2 separate regions of the Homo sapiens genome follow, and region 1 is linked to region 2. A link is an interaction called in ENCODE POLR2A ChIA-PET data of the cell type or tissue named here. Cell type or tissue: Caco-2. All regions are shown on one strand. Each heading gives the region's core, and the rest is flanking DNA. Links, peaks and the distances in the headings are about the cores only. Region 1 overlaps CTCFL (CCCTC-binding factor like). Region 2 overlaps PMEPA1 (prostate transmembrane protein, androgen induced 1).

Evidence for each region. Peaks named below come from ENCODE experiments on the same cell type or tissue, not always from the same donor. Only the 100,000 strongest peaks of a DNase experiment are listed, where the experiment ranks them.
Region 1: POLR2A ChIA-PET joins it to region 2 with 6 read pairs; 1 of 35 experiments calls an interaction of 5 or more read pairs at or near these places.

Annotation. Positions count from the first base shown.
Region 1 is chr20:57,506,915-57,522,639 of GRCh38, reverse strand. It overlaps CTCFL (CCCTC-binding factor like), which reads left to right. Exons shown (of 11, transcript NM_001386993.1): 4 at 3,263-3,433; 5 at 3,749-3,882; 6 at 6,806-6,926; 7 at 7,899-8,048; 8 at 9,888-10,048; 9 at 13,852-14,034. Among named protein-coding and RNA genes, the nearest start is that of CTCFL, 10 kb to the left of the region's middle. In Caco-2, for the core only: CTCF peaks have their summits at 7,995 and 8,194 (motif pointing left); a DNase peak (open chromatin) is centred at 8,199.
Region 2 is chr20:57,656,946-57,672,670 of GRCh38, reverse strand. It overlaps PMEPA1 (prostate transmembrane protein, androgen induced 1), which reads left to right. Exons shown (of 4, transcript NM_020182.5): 2 at 12,974-13,128. Among named protein-coding and RNA genes, the nearest start is that of ZBP1, 44 kb to the right of the region's middle. RefSeq lists enhancers at 5,186-5,802, 8,308-8,822, 10,082-10,954, 14,806-14,935. In Caco-2, for the core only: no CTCF peak of the experiment used is centred there; DNase peaks (open chromatin) are centred at 7,935, 8,400, 8,630, 12,550 and 1 weaker place.

The DNA.
Region 1 (15,725 bases), core at 2,267-10,266, 150 kb after region 2:
AAGAAGCCACTAAGATGGGGATCAGGATTCCAAGTACTAGGAAGTGGTCTGGGCGTGTAGCTCTGGAAGTATTTACTTTGTATCTGAGGGTGGAGAGCTCTACTGTGTCTGTAGAGCTGGGTGGGTGCTCAGAGAGGTGGATGGGTCCAGATTAGGAAGACCCTGAAGCAATATTAAAGCCATATTAAACTGAGATTTCATTCCAGCAGCCCACAGGATGAATTTGTCCTATGAAAATAATTTGTTTGGCTTATTTTTTAAAAATATTAGTTTCTCACTTATTTAAATCAACATATTTCACCCCCAAAATTTCAATTTCTAGCTCTTTTAAATTATATCTGGCAACACTTGGCACAGTTTTCCTTCCTCCTGGCATCAGGTGCCTGGGATTGGAAGGTGACTCAGTTTAGAAAAGGAGAATGCCAACCAAACACTGCCACCACCACCCCATTCTTACATGTGGTCAGGGCCCTTCACTTAGGTTTCTTGCCTCTGCCTTCCATAGGTGGTTGAGTTTGCAGCCTTTTGGTACATAGTAGTTTCTCATATGTTTAAATCAAGAGCTTTGCACCCCAAGTTTTACAATTTCTAGCTCATTTTTAGGTTTTTGATATATTCAAATTTGTAGACCCATCAACACTGTCTAAATTCCAGAATATTTTTATCACCCCAATAAGAGGCCTGTACCGATTAGGCAGTCACTTCCTACTCTGTTCCTCCTAGCCCCTGGCTACCACTAATTTACTTTTTGTTTCCGTAGATTTTCCTGTTCTGGACATTTTCCAGAAGTTGAATCATATATGTATACCATGTGCCTTTCGTGTCTAGATTCTTGAGCTTAGCATCATGTTTGCAGGGTTTGTTGGTATTGTAGTATGTGTCAGCGCTTCATTCGTTTTTAATGGCTAAGTAATAATCCCTGTATGGGTATAGCACATTTTATTTATCCCTTCATTCACTGATGCACACTGCAATTGTGTCCACCTTTCAGCAAGTGTGAATGGTGTTCTTATGACCATCTGTGTACAAGTTTTTTGTTTGAGCACCTGTTTCCAGTCCTTTTGCGTATATACTTAGGAGTGGAATTGCTGGATGGTGTGGTTACTCTATGTTTAATTTTTTGAGGAGCTACCACACTATTTTCCATAGCAGCTGCACCAATTTGAATTTGCACCAGCAGTGTGTGTTGCTTCCAGTTTCTCCACATCCTCACCAACGCTTGTTTTCCATTTGTTGTTATTGTTTAATTATAGCCATCCTAGCAGGTGTGAAGAGGTATCTCGTTGTAGTTTTGGTTTCCATTTCTCTAATGACGAAAGGTGTTGACTATCTCCTCATGTTTTCATTGGTCACTTACGTATCTTCTTTGGAAAAAATGGCTATTCAAATCTTTGGCCCATTTTTAACTGGCACTGTGTTAGCTTCCCAGGGACGCCATGACAAAGTGCCACAAACTGAGTGGCTTCAAACAACAGAAACATACCTCTCACAGTTGTGGAAGCTACGAGTGTGAAATTGAGGTGTTGGCAAAGCCATGCTCTCTTGCAAGGCTGTCGGGGAGAATATATTTCATGCCTTTCTCTTAGCTTCTGATATTGCCAGCAGTCGTGCCATTCATTGGCTTGCAGATGCATTACTCCTCCAATCTCTGCCTCTGTTATCACATGGAATTATTCCTGTATGTCTCTACATCTCTTTTCCTCTTCTTATAAGGACACCAGTCATACTGGCTTATGACCCACCTTCATCCAGCATGACCTCAGCTTAGCTTGATTGCATCTGCAAAGACCCTTTCTGCACATAAGATCACATTCACAGGTATCTGGCATGAGGACTTCATGTATTTTTGCAGGGGTCACAACTCAACCCATAAACCTTCTATTCCAAGTTTGTTGAGTATTTTATCAAGAAAACGGTGTTGGATTTATGAAATGCTTTTTCTGCATCTATTGAGATGATCTTGTGTTGTTGTTTTTTTCATCATTCTGTTAATATAGCTTGGATTGTTATTTTCAAGGCCACCCCTGAGCTAGGGAGCAGAGAATGGAACCGGAATAAGTTAGAATTCCACCAAGCTCTCTTTTTTACTGAGAATCAGCTAGATTTTTTAAATTGTTTCCCCTGGTTGCTGGAAGCTTCCAGTTAGTTTCCAGTGTCCTGAAAAAGTTGCTTGTGACATTTTTTTGCCAGTTGTTTTCATTGCTTTTATGGAGGGATGGATTTTGAGAATAACAACTCAGCTATATTCTGTATTTGATGATTCCAACATCTGAAGTCTTTGTAGGTCTGAGTCTTCTGTTTGTTTCCGCTGCCCTTGCACTGGCATCTTATTTATCACTGTGAGCTGATTGGTTCTTTTTACTGTTATCTGTGGGAATCCCTTGAAGCCTGGGGTGAAAGTGGGTTCTTCAAGGGATGGTATATATTAATTTCTGCCAGGCAGTGATGGTCAAAAACTGTCTTAAACCAGATCCCCCAAGGGTTACTGTTAGAACCACCCAGGACATGCTCACTGGGGCCACCTTCCCTCTTTGGAGCCATCTTCTTAGGGCAAATGTTTTCACCTCTCCATCAGTGCTAGACCAGCATCATCCAAGAGAACTTCTTTTGCTGATGGAAATGGTCTTTATCTGCCCTGTTCAGTACGGTGGCCACTATCTCCATGTGGCCTTTGGGCAGTTGAAATGTGGCTTACAACAGAGGAACTAAATGTTCAATTATATTTAATTTTAATTAGTTTAAGTCCAAATTTAAGAGTCACACATGACTTATGGCTGTGGTTTTGGATGGCACCATTCTAGATGGTTTTTCTTGCAGTCCCCTGGCTAGAGAGAAGGATGCAGAGATGGGGCGGGTTATCTTTAGTTCACCCTACAGAGAATGCAGGGCCACATTTCTTGGGCGCCCCACTTCAGGTAGGCGGTGTGCCTTTTCTCATCTCTCCTTAGGTCTACAAGACATTCTGAAATGTTCAGGCATCTCCTCCCTAGCATTGTTTTTCTCAGCAAGAAGGATGAGCAGAGTACCTAGTCCACTCTGTGCCCAGAAACAGACATCGGCCCATCTTGAAACAGCGAAAATGCATTGTTCATTATCCAGGAACATGGTGTCCTGAATTGCTTCGATCAGCTTGTGGATATAAATAGCATGTGCTATTGTTCAGTTCCCACGTTAGTTGAAAGGACGATGTGCTGATTTACTTTCAAGTATTTAAATGGAATTTGAACCTCTAACAAATACATAAACTATTTCCTGCCTATAGGAGCAAAAGGAACCTTCCACTGTGATGTCTGCATGTTCACCTCTTCTAGAATGTCAAGTTTTAATCGTCATATGAAAACTCACACCAGTGAGAAGCCTCACCTGTGTCACCTCTGCCTGAAAACCTTCCGTACGGTCACTCTGCTGCGGAACCATGTTAACACCCACACAGGTAAAACTGCCGGGAAGGCTGTTTCTCTGGAATGATGTGTGTTAAGGCTTATGTTAAGAATGTGAATCCACCTGTTTCTACAGTAGAATCGTGTAACATTTTATACTTTAGTTTTGTCTTCTTTTTCTTGAATTTCCATTAAAAATACTGTTACAAAGATTTTTCTCACATGCATCTGTGGTATTTATAGTTTAAGGAGCCTCTTCTTAATTTTTAAAGCATTTTTGAGACTGAGTGTAATTAAAAAGCTATGAATTCCTTGGAATGTTTCTGGTTAAGTCTTGTTTTGAAAGTATGAACTATGTGATTTTACAGGAACCAGGCCCTACAAGTGTAACGACTGCAACATGGCATTTGTCACCAGTGGAGAACTCGTCCGACACAGGCGCTATAAACATACTCATGAGAAACCCTTTAAATGTTCCATGTGCAAGTATGCCAGTGTGGAGGTAAAGCCATTCTTGGACTTGAAGCTTCATGGCATCTTAGTAGAGGCTGCTGTACAAGTTACTCCAAGTGTAACTAACAGTAGAATCTGTTACAAACAGGCTTTTTATTATTCATATAAAATTTATGCAGGAAATAATATGCATTCTCTTTTATGAAGTTAAAATAGAAAATTGGATTTCTTTGTTTCTTTGATTACTAATTAGTGAAAATAATATGTAAAGGTTTACAAATTACAAATAAACCATCTGTGGTCAAGAAATAAGTCCCAGATTTGTTTAAAAGTTCTGCATTTTATCTAGTACTCTGGGCCACAAAATCAAAATGTATTTGCTCTAACGTAGAATGCAGATCCAATCTCAATGTTGGCTGAAATTTTTGAGCTTGATTAGATACAAAGCAGCTTGCTCGAAGATTTAAGCGTAGACGTTTCTGTTTTTAATTACAGAGAGACCACCCTTTTCAAACTTCAGGTGTGCCATAGTCATTTTAATTAATTTGCTTTATTTGTACCTTCTAACAGGTTTGGCGGTACTCACGTGAAACAGGCAGAGCACTGCTTTTACTAGTCAGTACCAGTTTCCACCAGTTAATTGTCAGGGTCTCACTGTGTGCTGGGAAACAGGCTGAGGCCCGGTTTTGAGCCTGGTCGGGACTGGGTCAACAGTACACCCAAATGGAACTAAGTTAAAGGGAACAGCTGATGATTAAATATAGTAACAGTGCAGCCGGGTTTCACAAATTGGGAAATTTCATGGTTAGGGTCAGAATTTGATTCCAAGAACTTTTTTCTGCTGTTACTATTTTTAAAAAAATTATTTCTCATCTGAGTTAAAGGTTGTGATTGTAGTATGAGAATGCAAAATGGAGGGATCAGGGAACAGAGTCACCTGGGGATCCTAAGCCTGGAGTGGACTTTTTGTTGGTGTCCTGCCGGTGCTTAGTACAAACTTCCTAGGTCCACGAGACCCTCCCCCAGTGCCAGTGGTCTGCACGCAGCCTGTGGGGGGTAGCCTCAGCACAGGGGTCTCTATTGCTGCCATAGCCCCCCATTTTTGCAGTCTCCTCAAGTCTTGCCATGCTTGTTTGTTCCCTCATCCCATCCCGTGACAAAAATGGCAGCAGGAACGTATCAAAGCTGTGGTGCAGATGTGCCCCTTTTTTTAAAAAAGCTTTTGAATTGGCCGGGCGCGGTGGCTCACGCCTGCAATCCCAGCACTTTGGGAGGCCAAGGTGAGCGTATTGCTTGAGGTCAGGAGTTCAAAACCAGCCTGGCCAACATGGTGAAACCCTGTCTCTACTAAAAATACAAAAAATTAGCCAGGTGTGGTGGCACATGCCTGTAGTCCTAGCTACTCAGGAGGCTGAGGCAGGAAAATCACTTGAACTTGGGAAGCAGAGGTTCCAGTGAGCCGAAATCGCGCACTCCAGTCTGGACGAGAGTGAGACACCGTCTCCAAAAAAAAAAAAAAAAAAGCATTTGAACTCCCATTGTCCTCCCATCCCACCTTTAAGAGTCATCCAGAGTCTTTTTTAATGGCCTTCTTTGCTCATTCACACCACTTATCCTCCTCAAAACTTTCATGCTATACAGTTTTTAAAATTCTTTTTGTTTTGCTTTCTAATATACTTGAAGGCATTCACTTTTCTTCTGAAAACCTAAGTGAAATTTTTTGGCTTGGCTGTTGTTTTCCATTCTAAGCTTTCTTTTGTTCTCGAGTGTTCCTTAGGCTTCTGTGCGCTCATCACTTACTGGGGAGGCAGATGGAGTGTGGCATCCCTGGGTCACCAGCAGGACTGATGCAGCTTCCTGATGTCTGTAGTCCACGTGTAGCTGATGCCCCCATTTCCTGCTAGCAGTAGATAAGGGCCTGTGATACACGAATACAGAATAAGAATAGTTCTAGAAGGCAATCAACGAGTCAGGCAGTGAATGCTCAAATGGGAGGTATTATGTTGTTTGCTATTTAACTGATTGCCTGGGATACATAATTACTCAAATTAGAATTTAATTTCTTCTACTTAAAACTTAATTCTTCTTAGGAACCTGCTGTCACATGGCACCAATGCTGAATAGCCAGGGACACCTTCCTCCACTCACACTGTTACTGTGGGGCCAGCCAGGGTGGAGTCTGCAGGACTTGTGACCATGAGGCAAGACATACAGATGTTCCTCCATTAAAGAGCTAGGGTTTCGTTTTTATTTTTATTTTTATTTTTTTTGAGACATGGTCTGACTCTGTTACCCTGGTTGGAGTGCAGTGGTGTGATCTTGGCTCTTTGCGGCCTCAGCCTCCCAGGCTCAAACAGTCCTGCCACCTCAGCCTCTCGAGTAGCTGGGACCACAGGTGTGTGCCACCATACCTAGCTCATTTTTAATTTTTGGTGGAGACAGGGTTTTGCTATGTTGCCCAGGCTGGTCTCAAACTCCTCAGCTCAGGTGATCCACCCCTCTCAGCCTCCCAAAGTGCTGGGATTACAGGCGTGAGCCACCACACCCAACGAGAGCTAGAGTTTCAAGATTTTCACTTTATGCAAGGAAAAAAAAATGTTTGCCTTTGTGCTTTTACAGTGTAATCTAAATTTTGTAACTATTGAGCATATATTGCCTTAGAAATGAAAACAAAATCTTGTATGGCATTTGGCAGGTAGGCTTAAAGTGAAGGTGAACGCGAAAGTCTCTCAGAACTGCTGCTCATTTTCCCTAAAGGAGCTTATACACACACACATCAAATGAGATAAAATCACCCATAACAGATGATCAAAAGTGATGACTTTTTCATGTTTTTTCAGTGAGTGAAATATGCTCTGGTGCTCTGATGTTAAAATATGATTAATTTAAATCTCTTTTACAATGCTGATTAATGGAAGACTCTGCCATTTTTTAGTTTCTATTGCAACGAACATCATTTATGTATTTATTAGGCAAGTAAATTGAAGCGCCATGTCCGATCCCACACTGGGGAGCGCCCCTTTCAGTGTTGCCAGTGCAGCTATGCCAGCAGAGATACCTACAAGCTGAAACGCCACATGAGAACGCACTCAGGTAAGGGCTCTGGTGCTGAAGGCCTGATACCTACAGTGTTAACTCTTAAAGCAAGCTTTAAAAAATTACTTTTTATTGGCACAATTAAAGTTCAAAGGTAAAAGTGGATTTTTGCGTGCCTTCATGATAAAAGAATCTTGATCTGTACTTTTACCTTTATTTAGCAGTAAGAGAGTCTGCATAGATACTGTGCCACAACCCCACTGTGTGGAGTAAAACACAAAGTATTTGCTTCCGTAGATTTTTCAGGTATTTAAAACTCAACTCCTGGCCAGGCATGGTGGCTCAAACCTGTAATCCCAGCACTTTGGGAGGCTGAGGCAGGAGGATCCCTTGAGTCCAGGAGTTTGAGACCAGCCTGGTCAACATAGGGAGACCCTGTCTCTACGAGTAATTTAAAAATTAGCTGGGCCTGGTGGTGCACACCTGTGGTCCCAGCTACTTGGGAGGCTGAAGCAGGAGAATCACTTGAACCCAGGAGGTTGAGGCTGCAGTGAGCCGGGATTGCGCCACTACACTCCAGCCTGGGTGACAGAGTGAGAACCTGTCTCAAAAAAAAAGAAAAAGTAAATAAAAATAAATAAAAGTCAACTCCTTAATTCATTCTTCAACTTTAAGGCAAAACATAAAGTGTGCTGCTTTTGTAACAGAGGTACTTGATGTCTTGTGTTAAGAATACATTTATGTGTACTTCTTGGTTATTCGTACAGCCCCATGGATGTGAACCACCTTGAACTCTTGCGTAGCCACCAGATGCGGGGAAGTCATGTCTCTGGTCCATCATGGACACAGCTGTACTTGACATAAGCTGTCTGGGCTTGATTTGGGAGTCTCATACTAATTGGGGGTTGTCCGGTGAGAAGGGGGTTGATAAAGGAGGCTTGGGGCAAAAAAAAAAAACACTTTCAGCACAGGTGGCCTTTGGCAAGGATCAGGCCTGGAGGGGGAATCACTTTGTTGTCTGCATCTCAGGTGAGAAGCCTTACGAATGCCACATCTGCCACACCCGCTTCACCCAGAGCGGGACCATGAAAATACATATTCTGCAGAAACACGGCGAAAATGTCCCCAAATACCAGTGTCCCCATTGTGCCACCATCATTGCACGGAAAAGCGACCTACGTGAGTGGTTTAGCGATCTTTCTTTTACTACAGCATTTGCTGGCTCTTTGGAGCGTGGTCCTATAAACCTGCAAAGTACTGGCCCTGATACTGGGAGGCCCGGTCTTCGGGAACTTGGCCCTGGGACGAATTTTCTTCCAGAAGTCCTGTCGCACCATCTGGTGGCTGCATCTCATAAGTGCATTTTATAGCATGTTTTTAGAATCCGGGCCCAGGCCTGTTCCGTATGCACGTGATAAGACCTTTCACAGATGGGTATTACTTCATTCCACATTGGGCCTATTTTTCAGATGAGGACACTGGGGATCAGAGACATAGAGTAACCTGCCTGGGAGTCATACGAACCAAGGGTGCTAGGAGGTGGCTGGATTCTGGGTTCCTATTTATCAGTGCTCTATCTATGGCACCCAGCAAGCTTTTGTTAAACCCTGGCTGTGGGCCTAAGAAGTTTTGGAAGCAGAAGTTTCAAAAGACACAGTTTTCCCCTTAAGACAGTCACTTCGGGAAAGGAGGCGGGCCTGTAACGTGTAATCCGCATCTACCACGGTGAGCCTTTTAACTGTCACACCCCACAGAGTGGGAGAGGGAATCCAGAGGGTCTTGGAACAGCAGGCCTAGGAGCTGGGATTTGATACTGCCTGTGGGGAAGCCAGCCAGTGTTGAGCAATGGGAGGGAGGGTGTGGGAAGCGTGAGTGAACGAGCCTCTTCTTTGTTTCAGGATTCCTGGGCCTCCCTTTTCCATGATCTTATTTCTCTTTCCAAAATATATGACACTGTGATACACAAAAATATGTTAGCAGAACAAAAAATTTGACCCTTTTGCCCAAAGAGATTCTGGAGATGAGATGAATTTTTTTGAAAACCTTTCTGAAAGGCGAAAGGTGTTCCACAAAGTCTTCACTTTTATTTTTCATCTGGACCATTCTGTCATTGTTGCCGTAGATACCAGCACATCACAAAACACAGTCCAGTGGGGCTTGGTGGGGCACAAGTCTAGCCAGTTGCTAGACTTTTTTGACACCATGGCAAAGTAACATGGTTTATATCCATCTCATGCCAGTGGGTGATACACTCCACATAGCCCTATAAGATGCTTTATAAACACATTAATTCTTCCTTCCCATGACTGTATGAGAAATCAAGCTCTCTAAATGTCTGAGTCACTGTGGGTAAGGTGGAGTAGCTCCATCACACAGCTGTCCATTGTCATTTGGCTTCTTACACAAGTATCACAAGACCATCATGCTTTAGACTTAGATGAGCAAACCCAGCCAGACCTTACCATGTGTCTCAGGTTAATTTCAACATAGGAAATAACAGGGCACTGACTTCTAACAACGAGTGGATTATTTAAGGTAAAATAAAGATATTATATCTTTTTATATAAAACCACCTTAACATCATCCTAAAATTCACCTACCCCATAATAGTTCTCAAAGTGCTTTGTTCAATGAACATTTTAGGTCCAGTGTGACATACCTTATATAACATTTAACTCCATACCGAGAGTATTAAAATGATATTTCAGCATTCTGTTCGTTTAAAGCAGTGGTTCTCAGCTGAGAATGATTTTACCACCCAGAAGACAGGCGGTGATATCTAGAGGTATTTTGGCTTTCACAACCGGGGAGAAAGAGGTGCTGCTGGCATCTGGTAGACAGACACCAGGAATGCTGCTTAACATCCTACAATGCACAGGATAGCCCACCCTGCCCTGCCCAGGAAGGAACTAGCATGTTCCAGCGCCAAGGCTGAGAAACCCCGGTTTAGAGGAGAGGGGAAGCAGGCTAACAGAAAACAACACTCTTGAAGTATATAATGTTCTGTGACCATTTTAGGTGTGCATATGCGCAACTTGCATGCTTACAGCGCTGCAGAGCTGAAATGCCGCTACTGTTCTGCTGTCTTCCATGAACGCTATGCCCTCATTCAGCACCAGAAAACTCATAAGAATGAGAAGAGGTTCAAGTGCAAACACTGCAGTTATGCCTGCAAGCAGGTATTGTACTTTACTTAATTTGGAGAGGCAGTGGTGTATGGAAGAATGGAGGGCTGGGTGGGATTCTCTACCACCTTGAAGATACTGAGAAAAGTCATGCTTTTAATAGAGTAGCCTATTCAGAATAACCAGAAAGCAACTGTGAGCCAGTCATTCAAAACAACAGTTCTTAAAGTATGTTCACATATCCCCAGAGCTCCCTGTGACCAACTAGGGCCCCACAAGAGCCAAGCCTTTGTTATGATAATGGAAAGGTGTCATTTGCCCTTTTGAGACATTGACATTTGCACTTTTGGTGCCAAAGTAGTGGTGGTCCTTAGCCCGGATCAAGGCAGTGACACCCAGTGGAATTGGTGGTTGTGGTATTCTTCACCTTCACACACTGGCAGCAAAAATAAAGGGCAGTTTTACATGACAGTGTGCTTGAAGAGGCAGTTAAAGTTGTTAACTTTATTCAGTCTTTACCTGGAATACTTTCTTTTTAATAATCTTTGTGATGAGATGAGAAGCCGGCATACGCACCTCCACTGTCTTCCAAAGCTTGGAGGAAAAGCACCTGGGGGTTTGTTTGAATTTCCAGCTCAAGTAGCCACTTTCTCAGTGAATGTCATTTTCACTAAGAAAGGAACAAGATAAACAAATTCTGTTTACTCAGTCATTGGGCGTTGGTGGACATTTTTTTAAAAAATGAACAATGTAGGCCAAGTGCAGTGGCTCACACCTGCAATCCCAGCACTTTGGGAGGCCGAGGCATGTGGATCACTTGAGGTCAGGAGTTTGAGACCAGCCTGGCCAATATGGTGAAACCCCGTTTCTATTAAAAAATACAAAAATTAGTTGGGCGTGGTGGCACACGCCTGTAGTCCCAGCTACTCAGGAGGCTGAGGCAGGAGAATTGCTTGAACCTGGGAGGCAGAGGTTGCAGTGAGCCGAGATCGCGCCACTGCACTCCAGCCTGGGAAACAGAGCAAAACTCCATCTCAAAAAAAAAAAAAGGGGGGGGATTAGAGTGATTTTTTTAAAGCAACTTTTATATTGTGTGATGAAATATGTCAGCATTTAGAAGATCTGCATAACTCAAGTGAACTAGTATTTTCCAAATGACCAATCCATGATGTTACAGACTCACACACAGGTAAAAGATCCATTCAAAGTAAAAGATAGACCAAGAGGTTATAATGTCGCAGAGGAGCACAAGTTCTTTGGCACGGTTTCAGATTCCACATTGCAACCCATGGTAAGAAATTACCATGGCCAGACACACTGGCTCACACCTATAGTCCCAACACTTTGGGAGGCCGAGATGGACAGAACTGTTGAGCTCAGGAATTCAAGACCAACCTGGGCAACATAATGAGACCCTGTCTCTACAAAAAAATACAAAAATTAGCTGTGGGTGGTGGTGCATATCTGTCCCAGCTACTCAGGAGGCTAAGGTTGGAGGATCACTTAAGCCCAGGAGGTTGAGGCTGCAGTAGGCTGTGTTCATACCACTGCACTCCAGCACGGACAACTGAGTGAGACCCTAAAAAAAGAAATTACTACTAACTGAATTTTAGTGTAATAGCAGAGAAGAATGCCCACAGTTATTTGGAAGAGCTAGTAAAATGTTGCTCTCTTTTCAAACTACATGTCTGTGAGACCAAATTTTCTTTATCACTTAACATACTCCAGTGGACTGAGGGAAGAGCAGAGATAGGAATCCATCTGAATTCTTTTTTTATTTTTTTATTTTTTAGACGGAGTCTCACTCTGTTGCCCAGGCTAGAGTGCAGTGGCGCTATCACTGCAAACTCCACCTCCTGGGTTCACGCCATTCTCCTGCCTCAGCCTCCTGAGTAGCTGGGACTACAGGCGGCCCCCACCACGCCTGGCTTATTTTTTGTATTTTTAGTAGAGATGGGGTTTCACCATGTTAGCCAGGATGGTCTCGATCTCCTGACCTCGTGATCTGCCCGCCTCGGCCTCCCAAAGTGCTGGGATTATAGGCGTGAGCCACCGCGCCTGGCCCCGAATGCTTTTAATAGAGCTGTCAGACTTAGCAAATAAAAATACAGCACACTTAGTGACATTTGAACTTCAGACAACAACAAATAGTTTTATATACAAGTAGTTGCAGCCTGTATTTTAACTGGAAACCTTATCTATTAAGACAGACATTAGGTTATTTTTGTTTTGAAAAATAGATAATTTTACAGAAATAATATGTAGTTGGTTTGTTTTTATTTTTAAATGAGTTAATAAATTGTTTTATTTTAAAAAACACTTAAGAATTCCCCAGGTTTGCTTTCTAAGAAAGTAAATACTAATACATGCCACCTGTATACATAAAAGCTCTTCAGAGGCCACAGTAATTTTTTAAAGTATAAAAGGCCCTCAGAGTAGAAGTTTGAAAACCAAAACACTGCTTCAAAGTATTGCATGCTATTGGTTACCAAAGGTGAAAATCAGTGCTTACTGTGTGTTTTGAAGTGTGGGCTGTAAACTGTAAATGCTTTGAATAAGGGAAAAGGAGTTTTTCTGGTAGATTTTGAACAAAGAATATTCTGAGGCCTCAGGCTCATACTTATTCAAATGAACTAGGAGGGCTTCCTGAAAGATGGATAGGACTTGGAAAGGATGAGGGGCCCTGGAGCAGGCATACAGCAGGTATGTGGGAGTAGAGAGCAGCCAGGCAGGTCATGGCCGTGGGCAGAGGCTTGGAGCACTGCTGGGTGCTCCTGGCTGCCGCGGTCCTGGAGAGTCAGGCTCCCAGCAGGGAGCGCCAGAGATGCTGTCCCAAAGGAGGGTGATGAGGTGAAAGCTGTGCATGGAAGAGGGTGTTTAGTGAATTGGGTGAGAGAAAGATTAGAAGAAAGAGCATCAGTTAGGCCACTGACAGTAATGCAGAAATGGCCGAATATATATTTAATCCAAATAATCATCACATTTTAAATAAAACAAAATGTGTACTTTTGCTTGACTTCATACATATTTTTTTCCTGATTTCCCAAATTATTTTCTCCTGTCTAAGATAAAATCTCTATTTAGGCCAGGTACAGTGGCTCACACCTATAATCCCAGCACTTTGGGAGGCTAAGGCAGGAGAATTGCTTGAGGCTAGGAGTTTGAGACCAGCCTGGGCAACATAGTGAGACCCTGTCTCTACAAAAAATACAAACTGAGCCGAGCATAGTGGCATGCGTCCACAGTCCCAGCTACTCAGGAGGCTGAGGCAGGAGGATCACTTGGGCCCAGGAGTTTGAGATTGCAGTGAGCTATGATTGTGACAGAGCGAGACCCTGTCTCAAAAAAAAAAAAAAAAAAATCGGTATTAAGATCTGTTACGATACTATTGGGAAGTAAATGGAAAAATGTTGATACTTAAGGTACTTGCAACCCCAAAGGTCTGCTGAATTTAAACTCTGACATTTGATTTTTAAGTTTGCAGGTTCTATTTGCCCTTTGTAAATTCAGGTAATTGTAAATAGTTGTATAGAAGGAGGACTCCCAGTAATGAGAGGACAAAGGACCATCCTTTCACGCCCTGCGGTGTGTACTCCCACATCCCAACAGGACAGGAGAGCCAGCAAGGAATCCACTGCAAGACCTTTGTCACTTGCTGCTGCATACGAGTTTTGTTTCCTAGGCGGCCACTTACTGAGAGTGAATGCTGCCTTGTTCAGAATGTGTTTGCAGTAATTCTGCTTAATAGTGGACTCATCTTTGGGGAGGGAAATAAAAGGTATTGTATGATAAACAGTGTCTAATATCGAGAAAACCCTTTGAACTAGACAAGCTGCTTTCTTCCCCTTCCCTCTTAGGAACGTCATATGACCGCTCACATTCGTACCCACACTGGAGAGAAACCATTCACCTGCCTTTCTTGCAATAAATGTTTCCGACAGAAGCAACTTCTAAACGCTCACTTCAGGAAATACCACGATGCAAATTTCATCCCGACTGTTTACAAATGCTCCAAGTGTGGCAAAGGCTTTTCCCGCTGGGTAAGCTTACTTAAGTCACAGTAAATCCCCCATGGAAAGATCCCTCTATCTCAGGAGGACAGTGTCACACCAGGAGAGTTTAAACCCGATTATAGAAACCTGCCAGGACTTCAGGAGCATCTGTCATGCCTTAGGAAAGTGGTTATTAGTTTTTTAAAATCACAAAATTCTTGAAGAATCCTATGAAAGTGTGGTCTCCTCATCCCCTAAAAAAAAAAAAAAGGACAATCCAACACACAAAATCTTACAATAGGGAGTTATCAGACTCCCCAAAGAACCCCACCTTTTAGTGTAATATTTTCAAACAGTGAACTAGATTTAGGCTACTTGACAGAGAGAATGCAGTTTTCACACATTTTTTCAGATGTCCCTAGAATAATGTTATTGGTGTCTATAATCCCAGCTACTTGAGAGGCCAAGGTGGGAGGATTACTTGAGGCCAGGAGTTTGAGATCAGCCTGGGCAACACAGGGAGACCCCCATCCCTCCAAAAAAATTAGCTGGTTGTGGTGGTGCACCCCTGTAGGCCTAGCTGCTCAGGAGGCTGAGACAGGAGGACCACTTGAGCCCAGGAGTTGGAGGCTACAGTGAGTCACGATCGCACCACTGCACTCTGGCCTCAAAGACAGAGTGAGACCCTGTCTCTAAAATAACTTTTTTAATTAAAAAAAAAAGAATAGTGCTGTTGGTACTGGACTAAGCAATACATTTATGGTTTTATTCTTTTAGGTGTTGTATTAGTTATCTATTTCTGTATGACAGATTACCTCAAAATGGAGTGGCTTAAAACCACAAACATTTATCACCTGACAGATTCTCTGGGTTGGGAACTCGGAAGTGGCTGAACTGGGTGGTCCTGGCTCAGGGCCACTCCTGAGGCTGCAGTCAGGATGTCCGCCAGGGCTGCATCATCCGAAGGCTGGACTGGGGCCAGAGGATCCACTTCCAGGACAGCTCCGCCACACAACTGCTGGCACCGGCCTCAGTTCCTTGCTACAGGGACCTCTCTGCAGGGCTGCTTGAGTGTCCTCCTGACTCAGAGCAAGTGAGAGAGTGCAAGTAGGAAGCCATGGTGCCTTTTGCAGTCTAGTCCTAAAAGCGGCACAACAGCCAGCTGTGGGGGCTCACACCTGTAATCCCAGTACTTCGGGAGGCCAAGGCAGGTGGATAACTTGAGGCCAGGAGCTCAAGACCAGCCTGGCCAACATGGTGAAACCCTGTCTCTACTTTAAAAAAAAAAAAAGAAAATAGCTAGGCGTGGTAGTGCACGCTTGTAATCCCAGCTACTTGGGTGGTTGGGACGGGAGGATCACTTGAACCCAGGAGACAGAGGTTGCAGTGAGCTGAGATTGTGCCACTGGCCTCCAGCCTGGGCGACAGAGCAAGACTCTGTCTCAAAAAAAAAAAAAAAGTGGCACATTCTAGTCACAAGAAATGAACCATGAAGTCCCACCCACACTCGAGTGGGGAATGAAGTTTCTTTTGAAAGGAACAGCATCAAAGAATTTCAGGACATTTAAAAACCACTGCACATGGCTAGCTAGATCCTTGGACCATGTAGGCTTCAGCCTAACTTTATAAAAGTTTTATAAAAGTTGAATTTCCTGAAGTTGACTATTTTTTTAAAAATATTTCTTCTTAAAACAGTAGTGTAGTTGTGTTTTTCTGAGTAGCACAGTGGGATAGTTCTG
Region 2 (15,725 bases), core at 4,969-12,968:
CCACCTCCCTGCCTCTGCCCCAGGGGAGACCGAGAATAGCTGGGCCCCTCTTGCTCCCGAAAGACAGAGCCACCCCGGGTTAGCGGCGAGACCCCTCCAGACGGTGCCCGTCGCCGACTGACCCTCAGAGGCTCTCCAGCACGCGGCGGGCATCAATGAGGCCCCGGGGATTGAATGAGGCACTATTGAGAAGCGGCTAAATACCAGCCGCATTGTGCTTCCTGATCCAGGGCTTCGCTTTTTGTCCAAGAGCCTTGGAAACGGAGCCCCGGTTCACTTCCCCTCCCCTGGGCGCCGCCCGCCATCCTGGCTCATGTCAGGAAACACCAGGCTCTTGAAAATCAGTAATTGAGAGAAACATCTGCTGGTTACCAAGGAGCACGAGGTGCTTGCCGAGTGGCGAGGGCATACGTGCGTCACTGTCGGCCGGTTGGAAACACACATGTGAGTGCATGCAGGCACACACGTGCGCGTGCGAGAGTCTTTCTGGTATGTTATTAAGATTTAAAAAATTAGAAGTGTTATGCCTGTTATAAAAATGCAAACAATTTACGAATACAAAAAAGTAAAAGGGATAGCCCCTTCATCTAGAAGAAGTCATCATGAACAATTTAATTTTTTATCCTCATTTTTGCTATAAAAATGGATCCATATTTTATTTACCATTCCAGTTTCATTATTTCTGCCCCACAATAATTGCCAGCATCCATCCATTATCAGACTGAATTGGATTCAATTCCTGGGAGCCAGACAGTGGACCAGCAGTTCTTAGCCAGGGGTGACTTGCCCCACAGGGGGCGTTTGGCAATCCCTGGAGACATTTTTGAGTGTCGCAATGGGGATTGATGGTGCTTCTAGCCTCTAGTGGGTAGAGCCCAGGTTGCTGCTGAACACCCTGCTGCTTAGGACGGCCCCACAATAGAGATGATCCAGCTCCAAGCTCAGTTTCCCCTGCTCAGAGCTCAGCGTAGATTTATGTCATCAGTTTTAATGGCCTCATCCCATAATGTGATGTACCAAGGTGTGTTTGGTGGCATTTAGATGGTCTCTGGTTGATCATTTGAAAAACACCCCATGCAATATATATATATGAACAGGGATATATATGTGTGTGTATATACATATTTGTTTTGTGTATATCTATATATACGTTTTGGGCCCTTCTGTGAATTTTTCCACTGGATATGATTCTGGAAGTTGAACTTGCAGGGTTGAAAGGTGAAGTGCTTGTGTAATGTTGACAGGCACTGCTCAATATCCTCCAAGAAGACTGTGGCCGTCAACACCACCACGGACTCACTCACCCACGCCCACCCGTTCCCCATTTGTCGTCCACTCTCCTCAATTAACAAACACATTTGGTTTATTTTAAATAACTTTCGGATGTTATGCACCTCCGACATGTCCACTGACTGCTCGCTCACTGTGAGTTCACTCCGTTCTGCCAATAATTCAAACGGTGACTGATATTTTGCTGACAGTGGATGTTTAAAGGTGTTCGATGTCAGTGACAATAGAAACAAAAATCCCATTAGTTCTTTCCATTTGGATAATAGCAAGAAGGATAAAAGGCACAGCTTTGTCTTTTCTCATTGGAGGAGTATTCTAAAATCATCAGGTTCTAAAATGATTCTAGAGACCGTTTACTTTCCTGTTCCCTGAATGCACTTTCAGACGCAGGGCTCACCCACGGCCGCGCTGCATCCTCCTCCAGGTCCACCTCCTGTGTGATGACTCGGGACACTGGTTGGGGGTTGGGGGGGCGGTGGGGAAGAACGTGTTTCTCTGTGTTGCTCAGGAACTCCCAAAGCTTCGGAAATGAATGGGGTTCTGCACAGTTCTCTCTGGGTGGTATAAAAAGGCAGCCCGCCCCTAACCTGAGTGGGCCTTTGCAAACTAGAACAGGGTACCAGTGAAAAGAGAAGCACACAGAGGCCAGGTATGTGCCGTTCATTGATCTCTGAAATCCCTTGGGTCTGTGCTGGCTGGGGACGGAATACAACGCGGAGTCAGGCACACCCAGCCTGACAGGCTCAGACCATAGGGCAGGGGGCCAAGTGGGAGTTAGTGTGGGAGCCTGGAAGGGGAAGACCAAGGCCGACGGGGCATTGCAGGTGTGCATGCGACCTGAGGGTGGAGGCTTGTCAGGCGTGTCAGCCTTGATCCTGGCACCTAGGAGGGAGGGAGGTTGGAAGGAGGGAGGAAAGATTGTGGTGAGTCAGCCAGGTGAAGAAAAGGTGGAAGTGGTCTCTAGACAGCGGGCATGAGTGTGGATCCTGGGGCTTGAGGCCGGGTGGTGAGACAGCACACTCAGAACCATCATCTGCCAGCCCATTAGCTGTGCTGCACCACGGAGGCCTAGAGAAGACACCTTCCTCCCTGGAGTGGCCCAGTGAAGGAGAGACAGTGGACCGGTGGGTGCCACAGGGCAGCCTGCATGCCTGGCTCCATGTACTACCCCCCCCACCCCACCCCTACCTCCAGGCCAGGAGAGGGAAGGCCCAGGAAGCGAGATGTCTGGTGCCTGGATGCCACCTTGGGGCCCTCAGCCAGGGCACGTGGAGGGGTGGTCAGGTGCCCCTCCCTGCCCCACCCATTCCCAGTGCAGTATCTGTGCTCCTAGGGTCAGGCAGAGACTGTCCGGCCTTCCCACCCTAATTCCGAGCCCCTCCCGCAGCAGCCCTTGTCAGCCCAGGGTGACAGCACCTCCGCAGAGACCACCTGGGAAGCCTCGTTATGGGAGCAGCTGTCTGTTTTGGATACTGACAGATGCTTCTCAAATCTTTTTTTTTTCCCTCTTTTACTATAAATATAATTATATGTGCTCCAAAATGCTGAGATTGCAGAAATGTATTACACGGAAGGGATGTCCCCTGGTGTCTGTGGTCCCTCCTCGAGGGACCCACAGCTGGCAGTTTCATGCATGCCCTGCTGGTCCCTGGTCTGTGCAGACGTGGACAGTCACTCATAAATATAGGTGTGTATCAGAAGGTTTCACCTGTATTTTTAAAAACATATTTGTTGTTCTTTTCTAACCCAGTTTGGGCTCATCCCGTGAGGATACAGACTGACCGGTGGCTGTGCTTCCCAGGGTGGTGTCATCCCTGCCAGGGACATTTCAGTGGTTCCCAGTTGATTGTGACCTTTTGTGCAAACCTGCAGGGGGCCTTCTTGCACACTCATCTGTGTACACCAGAATAAATGAGCTTCAGTTGGGTGCGGTGGCTCACGCCTGTAATCCCAGCACTTTTGGAGGCCGAGGTGGGTGGATCCCTTGAGGTCAGGAGTTCGAGACCAGCCTGTCCAACATGGTGAAACCCCGTCTGTACTCAAAATACAAAAATTAGCTGGGCGTGCTGGCGGGTGCCTGTAGTCCCAGCTACTTGGGAGGCTGAGGCACAAGAATTGCCTGACCAGGAGGTGGAGGTTGCAGTGAGTCAAGATTGCACCACTGCACTCCAGCCTGGGCGACAGAGTGAGACTCTGTCTCAAAAATAAATAAATAAATAAATAAATAAATAAATAAATGTGCTTTTTTATTCAGTGTAGTCATTACGTGCCTGCCTTGGGGAAGGCACCATTCTAGGTGCTGAGGACACCATGGAGAATGAGTTCGCTCTGAGCCACTGATATTCCAGAGGGGAGAGGCAGAGAGTGCAGTGTTGGGTGGGTCATATACAGCTTCCAGATCAGGGCTGCAGAGATCAGTAAAGCAGGCACAGGGATGGGGGTCCTGGAGGCTGGAGGGCAGAGGGCTGTTTTAGTCTGAGGCAGGGACCTGGGGGCCGGGATCAAGGCAATGAAGGGAGCAAGCCATGAAGATATTGAGGAAAAATCATTCCAGGCAGGAAGAATGGCACGTGCCAGGGTCCTGAGGTGGGTCATGCATGGTGCTTTTATAGAACAGAAAACAAGTGGCTGGAACAGAGCACATGGGGGAGGAGCCCAGGGGAACTGGAAATGGGTGATCAGCACCCAGCTGTCTATATGCTGGAGCAAAGGTTCACACCTGAAAATATCCAGAGTTTGCTGTTTCACTCTGCAGAGGTGCTCCAGCCTACACTGCACATAAGTGATGGCGCTGGACCGGGGCCTGCTTAAGGGAACCTTCTCCACCCACTGTGAGTTTGGATGCCTGCAGCTCATGTCTTGTGGGGACAGGGGACAGGCGTAGGAGGAGCCTAGCCCAGAGCTTGGAGTTCTTGACTCAAGAGGTTCCATCCGGGAAGTTAACTTTCGTAGTTCTTGCTACAACCTTGTGTACAGGGGACTTAGTTATCTCTCCGTTTTCTTCTCAGATGAGGGTACCAGGAGATTTACTGAAGGTCACAGCAAATGGCAATGCGAGGACTTGAGCCCAGGACCACTGGGTGCTAGCTGCATGCTGTTAACCTCTATCCCAAGATTCTACCAAGAACAGCAGGGCAGGGAGCCAGCGCAGGCCCTGATGTGGGCCCCAGTCCCCACCCTGGCTGACCACGTGACTTGTCCCCTCTCAGCGTCCCTCCCCAACATGGGACAGTGTCCCAGGTTCACCTGTCCGGGTGCCAGGTGCTCAGCCGTGTGCTTGCCACAAAGCAAGCACTCTGAAAGCAGTACAGTCTGGTTTTAAAAACGAGAAAACCGGCCTAGATTTGCCGCCCGCCCCCCAAACCTCAAGAGGAAGACAGAGCAAATTTTTTTACCCATAAAAGGTCTTACCCTAAGAAATAGACATGCCGTCGGGGGTGTTTGAAATGGCACCAGGAGTGATCAGAAAGTTATTCCTTTGACGGCTGGTTTGATTGTACTTAAAATTCGGGGGGCTGGGGTGGGGTGGCAGGGAGCTGGGTTCCTATTCAAATGTAGTGGGGGTAGGTAGGGGAGAGGGCAGTAAATGAAGTGGCTGGAACCCCAGGGCCGCTGGGGCTCTGCAGAATGACAATGAGGCCCCGCCAGGCGGGTCTCATCCAGGCAGGCCTAACAAGATTAGATTTTCATAAATTTCAGACAGCGCCAATTCCTAATTCCTCGGTGTGCGGCCAGGAGGCCAGACAGGGCCCCATGCACTGGCTGCTTGTTAACCAGGAAGGACGCCAGCTGCCCCTCCCCTGGGACAGACTGTTGGGGTGGCGGTGGAGGGGGGTCGTCTGGTCTGGAAACCTCCATGGGGCCGGCAGGAGCCGGGTGGACTCTGCTCCCAGCTCCCCAGCTGAAGAGAGAGAAATGAGCCCCAGCACCCCATTGTTGCCCCCGTTATTTCTGAGAAACTCAGTCGCCGCCGCACCTCCCCGCCTAGTGCCCCCGTGGGCTGGGTGGGTTCTTCTTGCACATTAACAAATTTTCCAGCGACCCTCTCCCCGTTTACAGCCATGAAACGTCCCAACAGGGATCTGAACCCTGAGGCCCCTGCTCTGCCCTCAGTTCAGGTCCAGGCTCTGCCCCCAAGAACAGAGGTCCAGAAACTTGGATGGGAAAGAATAGTGTCTTTGCCTTACCTGAGCTCTAACTGAAAGGTGGGGTCCCCTTGGATCCCAAATGCAGGCACCTGACCATCGTCTCCTTGACTGCACCAAAGACACAGCTGGAGGTGGGAGCCACCATCTTCACTCCACAGGCCCATGTCCCGTACAGGCCTTCCAGCTCTGGACGCTGTGGGTGTCCACTGCGAGGTCATTTAATGCAATTATATTTCTGTATCGCACACGTGCCATCGTGTGTATCATTCCCGTGTCACAAATCTGCTTCGGAGTTTGGAAACTATTTCCAGGCCCGTCCCCTCGCCTGTGATTGGGGCAATGCTGCCCCTCGGGGCTTGTCATGAAAAACTCAGAGACAGGGTGAAGTCTTTCGTGGTGAGGGGCTTGGCACACAGGAAGAGGCAGAGGAGAGGGCAGCTGTCAGCGTCTGTGTTATGCCATGGCAGGTGCCCATAACTCCTGGCACCCGCTTCCTTCCTCACCGTCCGGATTTTGCTCTGCGCTGGCTCAGAGGTGGGTACCACAGGCCATGAATACCAGCTTCATGGACTGCGTTGGGGGCGACACGCCAGGCACTTGTTACTGACCCCAAGATCAGTCACATTCAACACAAGCCCTTGGCTCAATCTCCCGCTGTTTCTGGCATTTTGGGATAATCACACTCAGGACTGCTGGGGGTCGGGCAAACGGTCAGGCTTTGGGGTCAGAGGAACTCATTTCTGAGCCTTGGACTGTGCGGTCTTTGGCGGTCGCCTCACCTCTCCCAGCCTCAGTCTCCTCATCTGCAAAGTGGGGGTCCCATAAGTACGGACCTCACAGAATGACGGTGAGAATTCAATCAGATGATGTGCATAAAGGGTTCGGCCCCCCTGCATGGCATCTAGGGAGTGGCCTGCTCACGGTTCCTCTCCTGCCAGTGTAGGACAAACAGGACAGGGCAGAGCTGTGCCCGCACCTCCCAGAGGGACTGTGCCTGTCTCTGGAGGAGACCATGAAAAGGAGGATGGGGCCTCTCCAACGAGGCACACGAACCTGTTAATGTGAAATTATTCACAAGGAAAGAGGACACTAAATTAAATTAGAGTGACCTTATTTTGTGTTTGGAAGATGGGCTTGGTCACCCCCGAGAGCCTGCTGCATTCATCACCCTCCCCAAGGGAAAAATTACGAAGAAAAATGGCAGGAGCCCCCGGGCCCTCCAAGTGATGAGCACAGCCTTGATGCCCAGAATGAAATGAGAGCGAGATGTTTCTCCTTCCCAGCGGCTTGTGTTGCCACGGCGGGCCCTTGGGGGAGAGAAAGGTGCCTCCCCGCAAGGGCCTCAGAGTCAAGTTCAAAACATGATGTGTGTATGAAGCGGCACCAATATAAACATGGGATCCAGCGCATGTTAGCCCCTGAGGGGCCTTGGGTCCAGCCACCATCCTGGGTGACCTTTGGGACTGACTTGAGCTCAAATCTCCCACCTTGGGGACAGAAGCCAGTCAGGGAACACCTGGCTAAGCAGGCTTGTACTCTGCAGCCCAGCAAACCTCAGCATTTCCAGGGACCATCAGGGGAACGAGGGATGCTTTTTGTCCCCAGAGGAGTGTCAGTAATTGTGACAATGGTGACAGTTGAGTGTGCTACGTTCTGTCCCGTTCTGAGCTCTCGCATCCATTATTTCACCCCTGCCCCGGTTGGTTCTTTTTTTTTTTTTTTTTTGACAGATGAGGTAACTTCCTCTCAAGGAGGTAGATGCGCACAGCATCACACAGACAATGGATGCACGAGGACTGGACCAGAACATCAGAACCACATCCTCAGATTCCCGGGGCAGGGGGCGGGCGGACTAACGCCGTGGGCGAGCTAGGAAAATTTAGCAGGAGAATGAAACCCTTCCCCCTTTTGAGTTCCTATATGGCGGCTCTGGGCTCAAGTCTCAACCTTGCTCCTAGTTGCATCTTCTAGGGCTACTTCTCCCTAAGCCTCAGTTTCTTCATCTGCAAAATGGGCATGGTGATGTTACCTAAATTGGGGAGGCTCAGCTCAGTGGCCCCGGGTCATGTGTTAGAATCATGACAATACTTACAGTGACTACAGTGAGTTTGGGTGTGCCCTCTCCTGCTCTGTCCCCTGTGGCCTATGACTGCTTGGCAATGTGTCCTGTGGTCACAGCAGAGTTGAGCCTAGGTCAGGGACAGTGGTAGGACCCACCCCTGCAGGTGTCATACTGGGCATTTGATCTGGGATGTCTTTGTCCATGCCTTGGTAAAGGGGCAGTCTGTCAGATTAGGGAAACTGAGGCAGGATTGGTGTGGCTCCATATCTGCCAGTAGTCACTAAGTGACCTGGGGCCCAACTCTTGGCCAGAAGTCCTGAAGCCGCCTGCCCTGCAGATGCCTTGGGTGTGGCCTGCTTGGCCCTTTTAAAACTCTTAAATGAGGTTCCAGCCTTAAAGGACCACAGCTTCACAGCCGGCTCCAGGGTCCTCTGGAGAGAGGGAGGGATGCGGCCGCGCTGGGCCTTCTCTCCTTCCGCCTCGCGTTGGCAGTCCTGCTGGGGTTCCTTCCCTTGCCCGCGAGGCATCTGATCCTGAGAGTCCGGCTCTCAAGCTGCGACTGGGAATGGGCCCCAGCAGCCTCCCTGCGCTCCTCGGAACAAATGCAGGCACGAAGAGGATTCTGCGAGCTGCCGCGGGTGGAGAGCCGTGTTTATATTGGTGCCGCTTCATACACACATCATGTTTTGAACTTGACTCCAAGGCCTTTGCGGGGAGGCACCTTTCTCTCCCCCAAGGGGTCTTTGCTGGTGGATTCACGGTGCCTGCCCAGAGGGATGTGTGGGACTTAGTGTGGGGAGGGAGCCCATGCTTGATGAACTCGGCCTGAGTGGGCCCTGATCAGTGCGTCGTAGAGGCCCGCATGCTGAGTCTCAGGCATCCCTGGGGTGGTGTGGGGTGGGGACCGACAGTGTCAGGGCGTGGCTGTCCCAGGCCAGGTGAGTCCCGGGACCAGGCCTGTGGAGAGGGTGGCTGCCCACAGCCCTGCTCCCGTGATGCCAGGTGGGAACACGGCTGGGGCCAGGGACGGTCGGTGCGCGTGCCCTTGGGTCTCTGGTTTGCGACCGACCTCGCCAGCAGGCACTGCATGGTCCACTCCCCAGAGAATGCATTCCTGTCCCCTAAAGCTGAGCGTCTCCTGGAAGCAGCACCATGGGTGTGAAAGTGCGTGGAAGGTGCCTCCTCACCCCATGCCCAAGGGTGGTCTTCGTTGGACCTGTTTGTGGGCCCCAATGCTGCTGTGCCTGACCAGCCTTCCTCCCGCACAGCATCCGCGCCGGTGGGGCTTGACTGGAGCTGGATGGAGATTTCGGGGCCTCCTTGGCCCAGGGTGTTGCCTTCCTGATGGGTGGGGGTGACCCGGCTGCTGGCTGGAGCACCTCTCTTGCCCCCCTCAACACCTCCAGGTCTGGGCATGTCCAGGGGCATCCAGGAGGGTCTGGGTTCCGGCCTCTGCTCACCTATACCCTCTGCCTGTGCTCCACTCTGCCCCGCACTCCGTGCCCTGCACCAAAAGCCTCAGTGCCCACCTTACAGGGAGCCCTCCAGGGTCTTCCATTAGATGCTCCCTCTGCGATTCCAGAGCAGGTCATGTCTCTTTGAGGGTGGATGGGTTTGGGCCACCCTTGTTCTGGTGGAGCCAGGATGGAATTGAGCATCCCGTGTCTGGGTCCACCTCCAGGGAGCACTACATGCTGAGCACATGTCCCCCGCACATCCTGCTGCCCACTGTCCCCCTGCTGCCCACCGTCCCCCCGCTGACACAGGGAGACTGCGATGGACTCAGAGAGGGCCCCCAAGAGCCAGGCTGGGACCCGGGCCCTCTGAGAGAGCCACTGTGCTTCCCTGCCACCACCCTGCTCCTCTCCAGGGTGCTCCTGAGCCGTAGTCTCGGCAACCCTTGCAAATCTCCATCTCCCTAAGCCTGGACCCAGGCCCTTGGCTCACCAAGTCTAGCCAGCAGTCAGTTGTAGTTTCTCTTTTCTAGAGAGTTTTTCTCTCTCCTCTCCCATGTGAATTTTCCTGGGCCAGTGACCCAATGGGAGTTGGTGGCCCAGGGACCAGGGTGACGCTCTTATGCGCTACTGAGCCCGGTGCTCATTTCTGGGAGCGTTTTTCTCACTCTGTGGATACAGACGTCCAAAAGTCAGATCCCCCTGCCCCTGGGGCCGAGCCTGGCGGGGCCAGGAGAGCCGTGAGGGTTTGTCCACACCCATTCAGTCTGCAGGGGCCTCCTCCATTGCCCCTGCATCCCACCGGCCCTGCAGCCCCAGCTACCGTCTCACTGCTGTCTGGGTCCTGCGGGCTGCCAGGGCCCGGGACAGGGACAAAAACAGCCACACACCTCCCTCCCTCCAGGGCTGATGTGGGCTGGGCCCCTGGAGACAGCTGGGGAAGGGGGAACTGGGGTGAAGAGTGCACAGGGTTGGGGGGCAGGGAATTGCAGGCCCCGGGGGTGGGGGGGCGTGGGTGTTACACAAAGCCAGCCCTGTGTGTACCCTGAATGCGGCTTTATCCTGAGTGCTAACAGACGGACCTGGGCCCTACAGAATCAGGCCAGGCTGCCCCGGCCCTGGACCTGCCTGTCTGGGGAGACAGGAGGTGTGGCCACAGCGACCTGGGTCTGAAGCCTGATCTCTCCTGGCCAGGAACATGCGGGTGTCCCACAGGCGGCCCAGGGCTTGGGGCCTGAGTTCCCAGCAGGCAGGGCCGAAGCCTTCTCGGGGCTTGGGAAAGCCCCACCAAGCCTAGTGGGAGGACGCGCCAGCTCTAGGGTCTTGGACTTCTCGAGGCAATCACTTTTCCCTCTGAGCCCGTGTCTCCTCACCCGTGAAATGGGGATGATAATAAAAACGCCCGTTCTTAGGTGTGCTCAGCCCACAGCATGACCGACTGGATTGGATCATTCTTTGTCATGGGGGACAGTCCTGTCGGTGCAGGACGGTTACCACAGCCCCTGGCCTCCACCCACTCCATGCCAGGAGTACCCCCCAGTTGTGACAACCAAAAATGGCTCCAGACATCGCCACATGTTCCCTGGGTGCAGACGTGGCCCCAGCTGAGAAACACTGGCTCATTAGCAGTGTAGACAATGGCGCGCTGAGCCCTGGGTGCAGATGCGGCCCCAGCTGAGAAACACGGGCTCAGTAGCAGTGTAGACAGTGGCACGCTGAGCCCTGGGTGCAGACGCGGCCCCAGCTGAGAAACACTGGCTCAGTAGCAGTGTAGACAATGGCGCGCTGAGGGTGGCACAGATGCATAAAGTGCCCGAGACGGGGAAGTTCTGGAAAACCTGTTGGGGAAGAAGGAGTGGCAGTGGACACAGGTGTGGGAGTGCTTCTGTGTGGAGAGGCGTCTGCCACTTCACAGACAGTGACATTCCCACCTAGGATGGGCTGCTTTCCTGCCTTGGGGAGAGCGAGGCTGGTGGCAGGAGATGGCTGGGCCCCCCGGGTTTGGAGTGTGCTTGCCTGGGCTGTCTGATGGCCCGAGCGCCTGGCATCGGCTCTGCACGGCCTGTTTTTTCTCCAGTTGCCACCTGACACCTGCCCACCCCGATCCCCCTCCCCCGGCTTTGGTTCCTCGGTCCTGGGAGGAGGAGGAACTGAGTCAGTGGCACTGGGCTTGAACTGGGGCCCCCAGGGAGCCTGGCTAATTGCTTGTTAGTGCCAGGGAGCCCTGGGGAGTCCTCCTTGCCCCCATGCCAGCCGGGGTCTGGGGAGTCACATTCCTGCACACCTTGGGCAGGGTGTCCTGGGCAGGGCGAAGCTGGAGGAGCTTTGGCCCCGGACGCTGCCGGCTGGTGCCCACTCTGCCGTGTCAACTCCAAGGGACCCGGCGTCTTGCCCATTGCTGGGGGCTCTGCTGGCACCGTGCTCGGCCAGCTGCCGAGGCCGCTTCGGCACAGACCCGCTTGAGTCAGCAGAAACTGCCCGGCTCAGGCAGGATCAAAATAACCTTCTTCCTATTCCAGCACTTGAGGGTTTTTCCGCCTTCTAGGGGAAAAACAAATCAAAAACCAAAAAAGAAAAAACAAAAAAACCCAACCTTAGAAAATGCGAATGGCAACATCCGCAGCCATCTGGAATGTGGGTTTTCTGAGGCCTTTTCACCAAGAGGAGGGTCCTGACACCCCCGTCCTGTTGAGCGTGGCGTGTGTTTGTGAGTCCTGGGATGGATGTGTGTGTGTGGGCACGTGTGGTGCGCTGTGTCTGTGTGTGTTTGTGTCTGTTGGGAAGTGTGTGTTGGGATGTTGACTTGGGTGTGGGACTGTTGAGGGGTGTGTGTTGGGGTGTTGATATGTGTGTAGGAGTGTTGGGTCGTGTGTTGGTGTTGACGTGTGTGTAGGAGTGTTGGAGTATGTAGTGTTGTTGACGTGTGTGTAGGAGTGTTGGGGTGTTGTGTGTGGAGGAGTGTTGGGGTGTTGTGTGTGTAGGAGTGTTAGGGGTACGTGTTGGGGTGTTATTTGTGTAGGAGTGTTGGGTCATGTGTTGGTGTTGATGTGTGTGTAGGAGTGTTGGAGTATGTAGTGTTGGGGTGTTGTGTGTGTAGGAGTGTTAGGGGTACGTGTTGGGGTGTTATTTGTGTAGGAGTGTTGGGTCATGTGTTGGTGTTGACGTGTGTGTAGGAGTGTTGGAGTATGTAGCGTTGTTGACGTGTGTGTAGGAGTGTTGGGGTGTTGTGTGTGTAGGAGTGTTGGGGTGTTTTGTGTGTAGGAGTGTTAGGGGTACGTGTTGGGGTGTTATTTGTGTAGGAGTGTTGGGTGTGTGTTGGTGTTGACGTGTACTTAGGAGCGTTGTGTGTGTAGGAGTGTTGGGGCATTTGTGTTGGTGTTGTGTGTGTAGGAGTGTTGGTGTGTTGACATATGTGTAGGAGTGTCAGGTGTGCATAGGTTTGTGTACACACGTTCACATGTAGCTCCTCTTTGTTTAATTCCACAAAGCTTCACTCCCAAACTCAGTGCCAACTTCCTCTCTCCGCACTCAGGGGTCCCCTTCTCCTCCCAACTGCTCCCTCCCTGGGCCCCTAAGAAGGGTCTGTGACCGTCTGCCCGAGCCTTTGCCCAGCGACAGGAGCCAGTGCGCAGGGCTCCCTTTCTGCCAGTCAGCTCACGCTGTGCATCTGCAGAACGGCTCCAGGAGGCTCTGAGAGCAGAGAGCAGGGCCTTCCTCCTGCCTGTCCCGTTACCTCCTTCCGGTCAGTCCCTACAGAGGGGGTGTCTGGGTCCCAGGACACCTTTGAGGTGCTCTCCCAGCCAGCAGTACCCCCTCCTCCGCCGTGAGAGCAGCTTCCCTGCACGTACCCCAGCCCCAGGCATCGCCTGTGACCTTGCCGGGAGAGTGGCGGGGGCTTTCCTGAGTCTGGGTTGCACTCTCGTCCCCCTAGGTGGGTGAAAAAGCTCAAAAGGGCTGAGCCCTGAGCACAGCGACCTGCAGGTGTCCAGGGTCTCACGTGTCCCTCTTTGTCTCCACAGCGGAGCTGGAGTTTGTTCAGATCATCATCATCGTGGTGGTGATGATGGTGATGGTGGTGGTGATCACGTGCCTGCTGAGCCACTACAAGCTGTCTGCACGGTCCTTCATCAGCCGGCACAGCCAGGGGCGGAGGAGAGAAGATGCCCTGTCCTCAGTAAGTGCCCCGCCATCCCATCTGTGGCCTGAGGGTGCGGCAGTGGGACGCCCCTTGTAAAAACTCAGACGGGATCCAATGGCAGCGTTTGCAGGAAACAGATTCAGGGCAGGAAGACAGGGGCTGGGGAGCCCACCTGACAGCAGCTTCCTCCCCTGAAATGGGAGGAAAGCACCCGCCAGGCGGGCCTCAGAGATGCTGGAGGAACGTGGGGAATGAAGAGCTGGGCTGGGAAGAGGCTTCGTGATCCACTCACGCACTCAGCTGACTCTCGAGCAGCCTCGGGTCGCAGGCTCTGTGCAGGGCCTGGGGAGAGGGCAGCACACAGGTCCTTGCTGTCATGGAGCTGACGTTCCAGGAGGGAGATGAGACGCCCAGTGGTGATAGCGCCATGCAGGAGATGCGACCACTGGGACCTGGGGGAGCCTCTGCGAGGAACCCTCGGCTAGGGAGGCAGGGCTGGGCTCACAAGCAGCGCAAGCTGACCCCCGTCTTGACCCACATCTCTCGAGGCTGAGTGGAGACAGACCTAGAGAGATGAGGCTGAAAGCAGGGAGGCACCTGGGGCAGGCAGCACAGGAAGGCATTCTGGGTCCACACAGAGGCCTGACACAACAGGATGGTGGAGACGAGGGGCCGGCATTTGGCTCTTACCCACCGGGGTAGTGGTGGGAAAGGTGCCTGCAGTCCTGCAGCCCTGACCCAGACGGAAGGGAGGTGGCGGCCCTGCCCTCGTGCCCGTGCTATGCTGACATCTGGTCATGTGGTCACAATGCCTTGGAGAGCCATAGAGGCAACAGGACACCAGGTCCCGGGGCCTAAGTTTAATCCCATCTCCACCAGTACTGGCCACGTGCCCTCAGACCTGTCCCTGATCTACAAAATGGGGCTTCAGATCCCCCATTTGTAAAATGGGCTGACAGTCACATCCACCTCCCCAGAGATTCAGGGCTTTAGCACAGAGCACGGGTCTGGTCATTACTGGCTATAAAAGCACTTCCATCCATCCATCCATCCACCTGACAGATCTCTACCCAGCACACACACGGGGTATGCAAAATTCCCCCTGCGTTTGGGAAGTGGCTGTGAGCCAGTCCCAGGGGGTGCTGCTGGTGAGTTGGATGGGCGCAGACAGGAGCAGGTGCACGGATGAAGGAAGCCGAGGGCCGTGGCCAGGAAGTTGGGGCGAGCTGCTCTTGAGGCCGTGCTGTGCAGGACCAGGTGAAGTGGGCGCGGGAGTGTGAGGAGGACAGAGCCCTGCAGGAGGGACCCCGCTCTCCATTACAGTCCTGGGTGTTGATCTCTCAGAGTTGTGAGCATTGGTGGGTGTTCTGGAAACCCCAAGAATTTCCCTTTCGAATCTCCACAAAGTCAGGGGCAAACAGGGCAGATCTGGGTCGGTGGGAACTTGCCCGCCTCTGACGGTGAACTCCCGGCTCCATGTCGGCCGCCTGAAGCCCGGCTGTTCGGTATCCTTCAGCAGGTGGACCAAAGGGCGGCACAGAGTTAATCTCTTAATGGCTTCCATCTCTGCACCCAGGATGTGTAACTCAACCACGTGGGGCAGGAAGCGGCTGTTTAAAGAGCAGGCTGGGAACTGTGGGGAGGAGGTGGCACGTGGCCAGCCCTGGGGCTGCGGCACGTCTCTGAGCCGGGGCTCACCAGGTGTGGGGAGGACTCACAGAACAGGCAGCACTGAGTGTGGCCTCCCCACTTCTGGGGACGCCTGGGGTTGGTGGTGGCGCCCAGAGTCCCTGGGCTGAGCCAAGTCAGCTGAGAAGCCTGTTGGCCACAGTCCCTAGCCGGAAGGCCTGTCCCTGGCAGGTCTGGACACCTCTGCTTGCATCAGGCCCCAGCCTCAGTGCGTCACCAGGTTGCCAGGGCAAGGAGCATCAGCCCTGGGACCTCTGATGGGAATGCCTGGCCCACAGACCCGGGGCCCACTGTGCGTCCCAGCACGCTGTCCGGAGGGCGTGCTGCAGACCTGCTGCTCTCAAGCCCCGACGTGTTTATTTGCTGTTGCTACCACTCCAGCAACAAGCACTGGTTACGTCTGCCCAGGGATGCCATCAGGGACTTCAGGGGTTCACCCCACTTTCCAGAGGAGAAACTGGGGATGAGAGAGGTGGAACATTTGCCGGAGGCCACACTGCTTGTCACTGCCGGTGTGAAGAGCCCACAGCCTATTCCGTCCTCCCTCAAGTGCTGGGGAGAGTGACGGTGCCTGGACATTCCAGAAGGCACCAGCCCTGGAGGGGCACTAACTCCAGGCTGGACTCACCTTGCCCCTCGGAGCCTCAGTGTGTGCATCTCCACAGTGGGTTGAAGCTAGGCCTGTGCGGCCCGTGGTCATGGGGAGGATGCAGTTAGTGGAGAGTGTACCGTACCCAGAGGCCGACTGCAGGGGCTTCACTGTTGTGGAGCAGGAGACGGCACCTGGGATCCTGCTGCCAGGAAGGGGTAGGATTCCGTCACACCTTCGGCCAATAGAAAGTCTCCTCCCACTGTCTACCCAGCCGCCTGCACAGCCGCCCGGGATGCCTGGCTGGGTAAACGTGGAGCCTCACTAGGCCTAAAGCAGAATGTGGCAGCTCCCC